Linked DNA regions of Homo sapiens: region 1 is linked to region 2. Evidence: chromatin contacts called from ENCODE Hi-C or POLR2A ChIA-PET data. All regions are on one chromosome and are shown on one strand. Each heading gives the region's core, a stretch centred on a gene start or an enhancer-like site at or near the end of the contact. The rest is flanking DNA. Distances are from core to core; before and after follow the strand shown. Region 1 has its middle 12 kb from the start of ARHGEF4. Region 2 holds the start of VMA22 (vacuolar ATPase assembly factor VMA22).

Region 1 (6,726 bases), core at 1,982-4,481, 480 kb after region 2:
ACCAAGTGAAGTGAAACGACAATTAACAAATGGAGAGAAATGAAATGCCTGACTCTTGAGGGCCTCACACTGGACCAGGTAAAACAGACTCTTGCTTGTAAAAGAACTGACTTTCAATTCAGTGGCAGTTTCCTTCCCCAGAATGGGTTATTAAAGGCCTGTGGCTCTCAGAGTTGAAACATGAGGCCTGATGCACAAGGTGAAGTCCAGGATAAATGTGAGCTTCCCAACACCCACTGGCCGAGAAGACAGCTGTTCTCCTGAACAACTGTTCTCTGCAACTGGAAATGCTGCCCTGAGAAGCCACAGTTTCTTAGGTGTGTGGCCATTGCCCTGAACCCAGGGCTTTTGCTACCTGGGGCTGAGCCCTGGGTTCTGGCAGCCATGGGTTAAATCAACAAGGGGGAGTGGTGGGGAAACTAGAGCATACAGAGGAAGGGTTCCGGGGAGTGTGCATGAGGAGGGCCAGGAGAGAGGCCAGCTGTTGCTAGGGCAGACACACCCGCACTGCCCCCAAACCCCAGTAGGGCAGCCCCCGGGTAGGCTGACCCGTGGACATGGGTTACCTGCTAACAGGTGACTGTTAGCCAAGCGGGGTTACCATCAAGCGCAAGGCTGGTGTCTTCGCCCTCCTTGAGCTGGGGCCTCAAGTCAGCAGGGAAGAATGTTAGCCAAGCGGGGTTACCATCAAGCGCAAGGCTGGTGTCTTCGCCCTCCTTGAGCTGGGGCCTCAAGTCAGCAGGGAAGAATGTTAGCCAAGCGGGGTTACCATCAAGCGCAAGGCTGGTGTCTTCGCCCTCCTTGAGCTGGGGCCTCAAGTCAGCAGGGAAGAATGTTAGCCAAGCGGGGTTACCATCAAGCGCAAGGCTGGTGTCTTCGCCCTCCTTGAGCTGGGGCCTCAAGTCAGCAGGGAAGAAGGGAGAGAGGGAGAGCAGTGGGAAGGAATTCCCCTGCTATTGTTGGAAAACTAAATGTCCTAGATCACTGTTGAGATTATTTGTTAACTAAGAGTTAACAGATGCCAAGAGAAGGTCTATAAGCGGGGGCCAGGCACCCTGGTCCCAGCACACTCAGTTGGCATCTGAGGTCCCAGTGTAATAACTTGCACCTTCCACAGTGTCCTGGGTTCAGGTGATGAGGCGTGTGCACCCCTGCCTGTGAGTGTGTGCGCACTCTAATGCAGCCCACCCATCTGAGCAGGGCCCCGCCCTTGGCAAGCCCTGGCTTCCAGTGGTGGCTCAGACTCCAACTGGAGGAAAGCCATCTACACCGAGGGGTCTCAGCCACAGCCATGGGTGCCCTCGGCCTGCATGCCCTGCTGGTCTGTCAGCGTCCAGGCCCCAGTGGGATGCCAGCTGACACTGTAGGACCCTGACCTACCTGGGCTGTGTTGCTCTGAGGAGCAGCCTCCGCTCCACCCCAGGGCAGCTTTCTTCTTCCTCCGGCACCTTCAGGCCTCAGCTCAGGGTGGGCCTGGCCCACCTGCCTATCCAAGGAGATGAAGATGTGTCCTCCCGGCTGGACGGTGTTCTTGGGTGTCTGCCCCGTGAGGCACTGCTGGACCTGTGGGGCAGGCACGCAGAGTTTGGGGGTGGGATTGAGGAAGGGATTTACTCTCAGGGGCAGGGAGAGGCTAGGAAGGGATGGCCAATCTGGCTCCTGTGGACAGTTGGTACCCTTGGAATCTGTCTGCTGGGGAGGGTGTGGAATCCCTGGAGGCTGCAGCTGCCAATGAGGATGAGAGTAGCAGGTGGCTGTGGGGCAGCCCTGAAAGCCACCAGCCAACACTTGGGCAGGATTTGCTGACAGACAGCCTGGGGCAGGCTTTGGGTGGACAGACCACTAGGGCTGCCCTCCCCTGGAAGACACTGGGGTCTGGCTGCGAGGGAGCAGAGAAAACCCCCTTGGTGGCCCCTCTGGCTCTGAGCTTCCTGTGCAGGGGCCAGAATTCCTCCTGCTGGGTCATGGAGTTGTCACCACATTTCCAGGTGACATCTGTGTGGGGAGCTAGGCCGGCCTCTCCTTAGCTCTGTCTTCCTTTGCCAGGTCTGTGCCGCCTGCCTCTCACTGTGATGCTCCCAGTGCCTGAGCTGGTGTCACTCCCCTTGGTCTCTAGCACCACATTATGAGCCTTTGGGGTCACCCTGGGCCCGGGGAAGTCCTGGCTCTGCCATTTCCTGGATTTGCGGACTTAATACACCTGGGACGGTACATCTGGGGAGGATGGCCAAGAGAGCAGCCAGCGCTGTCAGGCCCGGAGTCCCTGCTTCACGTTTGCTCACTCACAACGCCCATTCAATCCCCCCGTTCCCCAAGGGACCTTCTGAGACCATGTGGGAGGCCTGTGGTCCCAGATCCCAGGTGAGGGGGACTTACAGTCACAACCACAGGCTGGCCCTGGCCCTGCAGTCCCCGCCTGCCCAGCATGTTCCTGTAGTCGGGCGGGGACATGCCCTGGGCCTTTCCTCCAACCACTCAGTCCCAGCTGCACTCCCCCATGGCCACACACAGCCACACTGGGCCTCAGTGACCTGGCTGACCCCCAAGAGATCCCCATGACTGCCCCCTCTTGGATTCAGCAAACACCTCTCTTCATGCAGTTTGAATCCTGACACTTTGGAGGGGGTAATTTCTGAGCCTCTGTGGCCTCATCTGTGAAATGGGCCACTGAAGCAGGTGAAGTGCTACTCCGTCCCTGGCCTACAGTGGGAACCCACGCATCTGGGCCCCTGGAGAGCAGCCGTCACAGGGTCAGCCAGCGCCTAGCTGTCCCAGCTCAGTGCACTCTGCGGCCAGCACCCCACGCTGCCCAAAGGGCCTGCACACACACATAGAACAGGACATCCCAGGCAGCTACAGCCCATCCACCAGGACTGTTTCTTCAGTGAAAACCAAAGGTTCTTGTGAACTCACACACATCTGCTAAACTGCTTCCTATTTTGAAAATTGTGATGTTTCATGTGGAAGATAATTGATTCACAATGACGTAAACACACACTGTGGGGAAACCCCTGAATCTCTTTTGTTTCCTGCTGCCTGTGGGAGATGAGTCACCAAGAGGCAAAGGCTCTCAAGTGCCCCTCGTGGGATGGGTCTCATTCAGTCTTTTTGTTTTGCTTGAGCTCTGAGGTTTTGTATGTAAGCAGGAGTGATTCACACACACACACACACACACACACACACACACATGCATGCATGCACTGTGCCCTCTGTAAAGGCGTCTCACACAGGCACACAATCGCAGTGGCCAGGAGCCAGGCACCGCGGGTCTGCGAACTGATTTCTCCCTGCATATCCCATTGTTCAGAGCTTCCTTGGCCTGGGTCCCAAGCACAGGGACCCAGTGTCCATCCCACAGGCTGGCATAGGTCACAGGATGAAGCTTCTCCGGGTGCAATGTTCAGGGGTCACCTTGTGGTGGGTGGGCCATGCTGCAGGGCTGCCTGCCCATCCCCTGCCCAGGTTTTGCACCAAAGCACTGAGCTCTGGCTCAGCCTGCAGCCTATCCTACAAGGGAGATGGGGCTGGGACCCCCATCCCACAAAGGCTGGCCCAGCACAAGCCTTTCGCTGGGGTCTGAGAGAAATCCTGGAGGTTTCTGAGGGGTCCTCACCTCCTCCCCACAGGCAGGCTCCTCAGCCCCTTTTTCAGAAAGCGGGTATGTGTGGGCACCAGGCCTAGCATGCAGGACACTGCCCCGCTGCAGTGTCCCCCTCAAAAGACGCCCTCCCTCATGCTGTCTGCCCATCAAAGGAGCCCTCGCCCACCCCGAGTGGCCTCACCTTGAAACACAGACAGGTGGGGCCAGGGTCAGGCAGGGCCACCCCCCGAGAACCAATGCTCCCCTTCAGAGCCAGGCCTGCCCCTGAGATGGGACACAGAATTCACAGAATCCACAGCCTGGGCAGGCCCACAGTGCAGGGTGAGTCTGCAGCTCAGAGAACTGGGCTTCTGGCTCTGAATCACTCTTCCTTCGACTACACCTGGCCGTCTCCTGCCTCTCACCCAGGAGGGAGAAGGTCCTGCCGTGGGAACAAGGCTGCAGGCCTGCAAACCTGTTCCACCCCAATGGGGTGCTTCTCTCAGGCCCCAGAGCCCCCAGTCAGTCCCCTATTCAGAGCGTGCAGCCCCTGGCCTAGGCCTGGGGTAAAAGCCATTTGTTGCCTAGTGAGGGTGCAAGGCGGGCATCCCTGCCATGTTTTATGGTCCTTTCTTTCCTGCTGCCCGCTCCTGCCTCCACCCCTTTCTCCCCTGGGAACACACTCCCCCCATCTGCTGCACACAAAAGCCCATTCTGGCCTCTTGCTTTGAGACCAGCGTCACCCTGGAGACTGGCGCCTTCCGGCCCAGCCATCCTCTCCCCGCCCCAGCCTGGCCCTGGCTCCCAGGCTGGCCTGCTGCCCCCGTGTCCCCCTTTAGGGTCCTCTCCCGTGAGCCGGGAGTCTGAGGTGCTCTCGGTCTCTCCTCGGGGGCCCTGCCCCACGGGTCAGGCTCCACTTCTGTTGCTGCCGCACCCTGGAAGCCCCCAGGACCGCTCCACACTCGCCATCACCCTGGCTTTGTGTCACAACCTGCGTGGCGCAGGTGCAGGATGCACCAGCATGGATGACATGTCACTCTCCCTGGAGGAACCCGCTTGGCAGGGGTAGCTGATAACTTAGGGCCAGCGCAGACACAGAACTGTGCGAAATGACGCTGATGTCGCAGTGATGCGAGCCGCATGTTCCTCGCCTCACCTGCTCACTTTCTGAGCCTCACTGCAGCGACAGGAGGCAGGAAGCACCCCCAACCCCCGGTTTTAATAAATCCTCCTGCCATTATCACGCCCATCGGAGGGCTGCTGGGCGAGGCCAAGGATTCTGGATGGGAAGAAGATGGTGGAGCAGGTCCCTGGGAGAAGCCCAGGGCCAGTCATGAGCTGGGACGATCCCGCATGGTCAGCAGCAGGTCCCACTTCCTCGTACTGGTGCCACTTATCATTAAAGCAATAATGAGTGAATGCAGACACACAAAGGTGTGTGCAGGGAAGAGCCTCTCCCCAGAGGTGGCCACTGGCAGCAAGTTGGGTGTCAAAGCTGACTGTCTTCCGTGATCAGACGAGATCGGTCGTGTTCAGGGTGGTATGGTCGTAGACAAAGCTGACTGCCATTAACTCTTTCATCAACACTCACTCCGGCCAGGCCGTGAGGAGGGGCTGAATTGGGCCACTGCAGCTCCTGCCGCAGCCCCCACACACGTTCACCTGGTTGGGCTCACAGCAGCCCAGAAGGCAGGTACATGGCTGCCCTGTTTTACAGGTGAGTAAACAGAGGCACAGAAGGGTCAGTCACTTTCCTTGAGCCCCACAGCCAGCTCTGGCCAGGCCTCAGAGCCCACATCCCTTAGTGCCCCTGTGGCCAGCTCCTTTCTGCACCCAAGGGACCCCACACCTGAGGGACCCCACCCAGCCGGGGAGTCCTGCTGTCACTGACTCCTCCTCATGTGCAGACCTTGACTCAAAGGCTAGCTCCCAGGAACACATCCTCACCTGTCCACCCTTGGCTGTGGTCCTCTCTCCTTGCTAAAAGTCACCTTTGACCCAGACATCCCGCAGCAGCCCCTGCTCCAGGAGCTGGGGCAGAAAGCAGGGTATTCCCAGCCTGACTGATCAGTAGGAGGGGCAGGGAAGGCTGAGGGAAAGGGTCCTGCACACCAGACTACTGCAGACCCCATCTCCCACCCGCCGCAGGCAGCCCCCAAAGAGGCACATCTCCCTCAGCTGAGCCCCCAGGGTCCTTCCTGCAGCCCTGGCACGCCCACAACCCTTCCCTACCAGGCCTGTGCTTGTCCTTCGTGGCTCCTCCTCCACTGTCCTGACCCCCGATGACTTCTCTGGGTAGGGGATAAGGGTGGAGGCAAAGATGTGGGGGCTCCCTGAGATGCCCCCGCTCTGCTCCTCGCTGGGGGCTTCCCACAGCAAAGACAGAAAAGAAGGTCCCCATTGTTCCCAAATAAAGACTCTGCTGGTTCTTTCTTTTTCCTCCTTTCTTCTTTTGCATTCCTTTTTTTCTTTCCCTTTGAACAGTCTGCGGTGTTGGCCAGAGACTTCGGATGCTTTTCTTTTCCCTGCCCCGAGCATGGTTCGTGAGTCATGACCTCAGGGAGCTGCATAGAGGCTGGTTTGAGGTTTTTTCAGGCTTGGGGAGAGGTGGGAGAGGAATGTGTATTAATGCGCCGAGCTGGTTGTGCTGGTGCTGAGTCCTCTACTTCTCTGGGTTCAAGATGCCCAACTTCACCCTCCTTGCAGCCAGCCCTGCCCAAGGGAGCTAGAGCATGGCCTCCTCTGGACATGGCTTCCCAGCCCTTTGGGAAGTGCGGTCGTCCCTGCTGCAGGGCCCCAGTGACCGTGTCTGTGTGGGTGTGGCACGGTTGGTGCTCTCCTGCCCAAAACCCCTGAGCCTGCAATTCTACCCAGAGCCACATTCCCGGGGGGCAGGCACTGCTCCTGTGCTCTCAAATGTGACCTCCTGCCCAGAAGGAAGACACACCAAGTTCCTCAGCAGAAGCAAGTTTGACCGAAGGTGGGTGTGTGAAGGCCTCAGAGGCAGAGCTTCCAGCTGCCCATCACCAGGATGCCTTGGAGGCTCGGAGCTGGATTGGCTCAGGATGCACAGAGCCATCACTTCCTAGAAATCTGGAAATGCCAAGTGTGCAGGCCAGGCAGTTGGGGAAGGGGGTATGTCCTGC
Region 2 (6,852 bases), core at 3,750-6,249:
AAAACCAGGAATCCTAACCGCTAGACCATATGGGAACTGCTGAAAGGTGACGCCACCGTGTCTGTATACGTGACATGCGTCAGCTTCACCGCCAGCGCCTCCCAACTACCACTGCGCAGCACTGAGCTCCTGCTGTCCCTGTAGAAACTCGTATGACTGCAGCCGTGCCAGACTCGCTGCATGAACCCAGTCTCTCGACTTAGCCCTGGTGGGACAAGCCACTTCCCCACAGAAGCCAGAATCCCCTTTCCTGGCGGTCTCCCCAAGAGCTGGAGTTAGGGCAGAAGGTCAGGGCAGCAAGTTAAGGATGCTTTGCTAAAGATTTGCTGTCTTCATCCAACCCTATTTGCAGAGCCCATGGCCTCGCCCTGATAGGAGGATGGCCACCTGTGAGTCCAGCCCCAAGCCAGCAGTGGGAGGCACGTGCCCACCCCAGTGTCCGCCCACAATCAGCAGCGAAGGGCGTGCTCCACGGGGTCGCACCTCCTCCTGGAAGAATTTGTGGCCCCAGCAAAATTGACTTATTTTTTTCCTTACTTTGGCTTCAGAATCTCACTAACTGGAACCTTGTGGATAGGATCTTTGTTACAAAAGGCAACCTTTGGTGAGGTTTGGGGGCAGATACCCGTTTTTCCTGCAGTCACAGGGGTTCCATTTGAGTTCCCCCATTAGTCTTTTCCCTGGCAACTCAAGGTCAACAGGGCCAATAAACGACCCCTCAACCCAACGCGAATCTGCCATACAGGGATTATGTTAAAGTTCAAGAAGTAAAACAATGTGGTACTGGTGTATTGACAGTAATGTCCACGAAACAGAATGAAAACCCCCAAATTACATTAGGTTTACACTGGGAGTTAGCAAAACAAAAGGGCAGCATTAACCGACATACAGCACGTGGGAGGATGGTGGAAAAGCTGGACATGACTCACTGGACATTTCAACTGAAACCACAGAGGTTCTTGAAAATGCTGGAGAATTCCCTGATTGCCTTATCAGTTACAAACCCAAATTCAGAATCATGTGACAGCTGGATACATTCAACTGTACGTACAAATAATGATCAAAAAACACAAAAGTTGGGTAGTGGTTACCATAGCTTTTACTGTAGTTATTCATTAAGCTATTCAACTGTTCTGTGCAGTTTGATGTTTTATTTTACAATAAAAAGTCAAAAAAAATAAGCAAAAAGATAAACTGGAAAATAAGACTTACATCTCATATATATGGACAAAGGACCAATTACCTCCAAACATAAACAGCTCCTAGAAATTACTGCAAAGATCAACAACCCAGTAGAAAAATGAATGAAGTTCCCAGAACAGAAAACACAAGTGGCCCTTCAAAAAAATGAAGAGAGGCTCAGCCTCTTATGGTAAGACAAAGAGACAGGATTTTAAAAACCTAGGCCTCTTCCTAGAGTTCCCTTAAATATCTAGGCCAGATCATTTTTACTTCCTGGCTTAGACCCTGCCAAGGGCTGCCCAGCTACTCAGGTGTTTGTGTCCTTGTGGACTCAAGTCATATTGTCCTGATCTTTTGGCTGAGTACGGTTTTCTCCTCCAGCAAAGACAATTTGGAGGATGTACTAAGCATGAAGCGCTACTTCCTGGCCCCCATCTCTCTTCGCACAGTGTTCCATCATCCAGCCATGAAAGCACAGCTGAGTGATCCAAGAGGCAGTTCCAATTGTTGACTAACGTGTACCTGCCTATGTGAGTGTGTCCTATGGGAACTCAGGCCTTAGAATGGTTTCAAAGTAGTGGCTTTCAAAATTACTGTTTGCCTCTTCAAACTTCACACCTAAGGAAAATGGAAACATGCAGAGCAGGGACACAGAAGGGGCATTAGCTGGCGTGGGGTAGGGGCAAGAGCTAATTGTGAAGGAAGAAGGCCTGAGATCACGTAGCCATGTCGGAGAACAGCTGTGCTCGCTGCCCTGCCTCTTTGCGCGCATGTCAGGCAGCCCCAGGCTCCAGCTGCTTGAGTTTCTCTTGGAGTCCCCGGAGCTGGCTTCGACCCCAGTCAATGCGGTTCTGGAGGCTGGCTATGTCTGCGGCCAGCTGCAGGCCTGGAGGAAAGGAGAGAAGGTCACCATGGTATCTGTAGTGTAACACACGACCCAGGAGGATCTGGATATCCCCAGAAATTGGAAAGGCTTCAGGCCTCTCTGCCCCCCACACTTGTCCCAAAACATTCCAGGTACGGCCCTGCATTGGCTGCTCCAGAACCTCTGAGGCCTTACACCTCCTTCAGGTCTTTGCTAAAATGTCACCTCCTTAGACTTCCTGGACCCATTATATCACCCACCAGGAACTAAAAATTCACAGATAGTAATACCATTTCATGCCCTCATTTCCTTCCTTCCCCCATTATTACAGCATCTCTCTGCCCTCACCTGCTCTCCCTCCACTTCTTTTCTCTGTTAGTCCACACTCTGGATCCACCTCTAGATGGCTTTTGCTGATGTCTCTGCTGGAACAGCTGCTGCCCAGTCCTCCGGGCAGCTCTCGTCTTCGGCCTCCTGTTCAGCAGCAGGGCTGACCACACATTGGATCACTCGCTCCAGGAAACACTTTCTCTTCTTGGCCTCCAGGACACCTGCCCCCAGGTGTTGCTCCTCAGTTTCCTTGACTGGCTTCTCCCCTCTTCTCCCTCACCTCCCGTCCATACTCCCCAGGCCCTCTGCTGATCTCATCCTATCTCAGCTTTAAACCAGTGTTTGTGTCAAAAACTTTGGAATTTAAACACCAGTGCTATGCAGTGGACTCCCAAATCTCTCTCCAGCCCAGGCCTCTCCCAAACTCCAGATACATGTGCCCAAGTGCCCACTCAGACTCTCCAGCAGGGCGTCGGTGGATACCACACAGACCACACCAACTCCTGCCTTCTGGAATCCTCTCAGCTGCCCACAGCAGGTGAGGGTCGCTCCATCCTCCCAGGGGTTCTGGGTGGAGACCGCAGGCTCTCCTGGACTCCTTTCCTTCCCTTACTCCCATATCTTATCTGTCAGCAAATTCTGGGGCTTCTATTCTTAAAACCTGTGCAGGTTCCCACCACTTACCTCCTCCTCCAGTGACGCTATCTGCTTCTCACACTGGCTGCTCCCTGACACCTACTTCCTCCCTCTGCTCTGTGTCCCCGCCCAGCACCCAAGCATTCCTGTGACCCTGTACAGCCAGTTGCACCATCCTCTGCTCAGAGCCTCTCTGTGGGTCCCACAGTCTTCATCAGGGCTTACATCACCTGACTCCACTCTAGGCCACCGGCCTCGGCACATACCAGATATATCTGGCTTCAGGGCTTTTGTCCTGGCTGGTTCCTCCATCTAGAGCACTGTTCCCCAAAATCACCCACAAAGCTTTTCCTTCACCTCCTCAGAGAGACCTCCCCTGGCCCACTCCTGTCCCACTCCATTATGTGTTTTTCATAACAATTTTCACAGCCTGACTTATGTTAAGGGCCTACTTATTTGCACGTTGCCTTTGTCTGCTTCTAAACATTACATGAAAAGTGTTTGTCTCTTTTGTTCCCTGCTGTATCCCCAGCAGCTAGCATGAACCCGAATGCTGCCAACAACCAGTAAATGCTTTTGGAAAAAATAATGGGTGTACAACGGAAGTTTGGATGGAGGAAAACCTGCAAAGCCTTTCACAGACTAACCCCAGCCATGGCAGCAGTGCTCAAGTGTTCCCTGTGGATAGAGGGTCTGAGGGCCACAGAGCCAAACAACACGGTCCACTCACCATCCCGGAAGCTTGCTTGAGCCTGACGTAGACTGTGAGGAACTAGGATTCCAAACCAGTTCAGGGGGTCCTGAGGGGCCTCAGAGGACTCCGGTTCTGGGGTCTTAGTGGGGCCCTTGCGCCTCCGCAGACCTGAGGAAAGAAAGGTTGGAGGAGGCTGGGATCTTACTCCCTGACCTTTATCATCTTGGTGACAATGTTGAGCTTGATCTGAGCTCATGATTCTATAAAACACTGTTGGTTGGAAAATTCCAACTTTGGGGTTCCAGGAAACAGCTTACCACAAAACACAGCCTTTCCCCTTGTGATTCAGATGAGACTGTTTGTCCACTCTTTCCCGTGACTCCTGTAAGACCCACTGATGACCCTGTTTGCCTGTGACACTGATCTTACCCATTGTACCTGAACATGCCAACAGACCAGACATAGACGTTCCAACTCCCCATTCTTTGTCTCAGGATGATTAACTGGGATTAGAAGTTTGTCCCTCTGAAACTAGCTAGACACACAGATAAATATTTTCTGTTCAGCTGACTGAAATGTATGTGATTGTAAATCTATTCCCAGTGTAAAGCAACTCACCAACAATTTCTCTACTTCCTATAAAAGTCTAAGGCAAAACCACCCTACAAAAACATTCTGTTCTTCTGCTCTGGGATGCTCTCTCTTATCGCAAAAACCTAATTTAAATCATCTCCATAATTTGCATTTTGTCTTTGACACTGGGAAGGGGTTCTGCAGAAGGAAGAGGGGGCTCACCTGCTTCGCGAGGCCCCACCTCCTCTGGGGCGTGGACACCAGCTCTCACCACCTTGAACTTCTGGAGTCCCTCCTGGGCCTCGCTGAAGGACGAGAAGGGAGGATGGAGCTTTGGCAGCCCGGGCCTAGAACGCGCCCGCCCGCCCACCCAGCCCAGCATGGAAGCTTCCTCACCTGGCGTGGAGGCAGACCTGGGGCTCCATGTGGGAAGCATACTGCAGGGGCCCTACCGACTTGGCGCCCATCGCGTAGCGAGCCTTGGCGAGCGAGAGCCAGCCCTGCAGGGAGAGGAAAGCGGTGAGACTCAGTTTACGCCCGTGTACCCTCCTGCCCGCCCCAGGCGCCTACCTCCTCCACCCGGGCGTTCAACACCGTTCGTTTCCCCTCCAGCTCCTCCAGGTCCCCAAGCAGCTGCAGGACCAGCGAATCCAGCTCCGCTCGCAGGTCAAGCGCCGCCATGGACACACCTCCAGATCTGGAGCCACCTTCTTCCTTGTCACCCTCCGCAGTTTGGCAGGACAGCCAATAGGCACACGAGATCCTCCATCAAGGGGCGTTCCCATCTGGGGATCCCCACGCCGGCAGCACCAAGGCCTCTGGGTCAGCTTCTTTAAGGGCAAGCGCCCTTAGAGAAGCAGCACGGAAGCAACCAATCAACTGGTTTCTCCAATTAGCCCCCAAGTGGATCAGCCTGCTGAACTGTCGGCTAGGGTTATAGGTGGTTCTGAGTCCTTCCGGAAGCTGCCGAATCTTAGAAGTCGCGCCACTGTTGTGGCGATGGAAGAAGGCGAAGCTCTACAGAAACCATTTTGGTTGAGGGAAGAGTGGTTTTAAAGTTAATTTGGAAAGGAGCCGGCAAGCAACCTTCAGTCGGTGTGCGGTTTTTACAGTTGAACTGTTTCCAGCCGCTAATTATGATTGTTTTAGCGGTTCGTCATCTGAAAACTGCATTCTGCACGGCGGTGGTGGGGGGAGGACGAGGATGGAGAAGCCTGGGCGGACATATTTATTAGCTGCGGTCCTAAGTCACGTGTGACATTCTGTATCCAGTCTATCGGTTATCCCAAGGAGAACGCCCTGCCGGAATGGCCAATCGCCTTGAGATGTCCCCGCCCTATTCGCCATCTTAACATAGGGCATTCCCCACAGCTGCAGGCACCAGTGAAGCGTCTAAGGGACCATCTTGGTTGAGGGCGGAAGTGAGGACTGTGTCGCGCTGGAGGAGCCCACAGATTCTCCCGGACCCACGTGGAAGCGGCACTCAAGATGGTAGGAGAATGAGCTCCTGTTTCGGAGGTCCGGGGCGCGTGAAGTGCTGGGGATGTGGCTCTGGGGACTTGGAGGCTCAGCGGCTCCGGGGCTCCGGGGTTCCGGGGCTCGGGAGCGAGTAGTGAGTGACTGGGCCTGCTGTTCCCACAGCTGCGCCGCGAGGCCCGCCTGCGCCGCGAGTACCTGTACCGCAAGGCCCGGGAGGAGGCGCAGCGCTCAGCCCAGGAGAGGAAGGAGCGGCTGCGGCGCGCGCTGGAAGGTAAGGCATCGGCCCCGCGGGCGTCTGCGTGGTAAACCACCCCGGCACGCATTTGTGTTCGAATATCCGAGCGTCTTTCCAAATGCTTGCCGGCCGTTTTCCTTGCCCATTGGGTTCTCCTGTTGGTTTTGAGAGTGTTTCTTCCGTGTGATGGTATTAATTACTTGTCACTGACGTTGCAGTACCCGGGTTTTGCAGCTTGCCCGCTGTGTGCAGTGTGTCAAGTTCGTCCCAAGTTTTAAAGACTTTATCTTGTCCTGTAGAAATTCTCTTTAGAGCGGTGGCTCACTGCTGTAATCCCAGCACTTTGGGAGGCCGAGGCGGGCGGATCATGAGGTCAGGAGTTCGAGCCTGACCAACATGGTGAAATCTCGTCTCTACTAAACATACAAAAATTAGCCGGCCGTGGTGGCACGCGCCTGTAATCCCAGCTACTCAGGAGGCTGAGGCAGGAGAATCGCTTGAACCCGGGAGGCGGAGGTTGCAGTGAGCCGAGATCCTGCCACTGCACTCCAGCCTGGGCAAAAAAGCAAGACTCCGTCTCAAAAAAAAAAAAAAAAAGAAATTCTCTCTAAAGACTATCTGGATAGCGCTGGTGCTGCAGACTGCGCTGCCCATCCTCCCTGCAGGAGTTCCTCTGAGCTCCGTGGGGAACAGTGCTGGCCCCGAGTGCGCACCTGGAGCGCTGTGCTCTGCGGTAGGCAGCCTGTGGTCCAGGGCCCGCTGAAGCCATGCCTTCGAAGCGCTGTGGGCATCGTGACCAACGGTTTTGCTGTCTGAGAGCTTAAAGGTCTCTGGTCCACCATCATACGTACAGAACAG

Evidence for each region. Hi-C counts contacts between places; a loop is a spot of excess contacts on that map. ChIA-PET counts read pairs that join two places held with the same protein, here RNA polymerase II (POLR2A). Pooled maps may share reads with other maps.
Region 1: a pooled map shows a loop between it and region 2 (9-fold over the local background). The contact joins the enhancer-like site here to the promoter of VMA22 in region 2. A Hi-C loop is called at or near these places in 9 of 50 pooled maps. POLR2A ChIA-PET finds 5 or more read pairs at or near these places in 2 of 52 experiments (CD4-positive, alpha-beta T cell and activated CD4-positive, alpha-beta T cell).

The regions. Positions count from the first base shown.
Region 1 is chr2:130,821,585-130,828,310 of GRCh38, forward strand. No RefSeq gene overlaps it. Among named protein-coding and RNA genes, the nearest start is that of ARHGEF4, 12 kb to the right of the region's middle. RefSeq lists enhancers at 1,798-2,373, 2,374-2,951, 2,714-2,763, 2,924-3,083, 4,106-4,681 and 2 more. Within about 2 kb of position 3,232, at least 3 of the 41 ENCODE cell types and tissues checked have a DNase peak (open chromatin) inside an H3K27ac peak, as active enhancers do.
Region 2 is chr2:130,337,165-130,344,016 of GRCh38, forward strand. It overlaps VMA22 (vacuolar ATPase assembly factor VMA22), which reads right to left and starts at 5,000. Exons shown (of 5, transcript NM_032357.4): 1 at 4,851-5,000; 2 at 4,677-4,780; 3 at 4,503-4,585; 4 at 3,744-3,875; 5 at 769-2,068. The coding sequence starts at 4,961. The coding sequence ends at 1,956. IMP4 (IMP U3 small nucleolar ribonucleoprotein 4) reads left to right here and starts at 5,733. Exons shown (of 9, transcript NM_033416.3): 1 at 5,733-5,771; 2 at 5,922-6,030. The coding sequence starts at 5,769. TRE-TTC1-1 (tRNA-Glu (anticodon TTC) 1-1) reads right to left here and starts at 35; the gene lies at 1-35. RefSeq lists enhancers at 4,916-5,465, 5,596-5,765.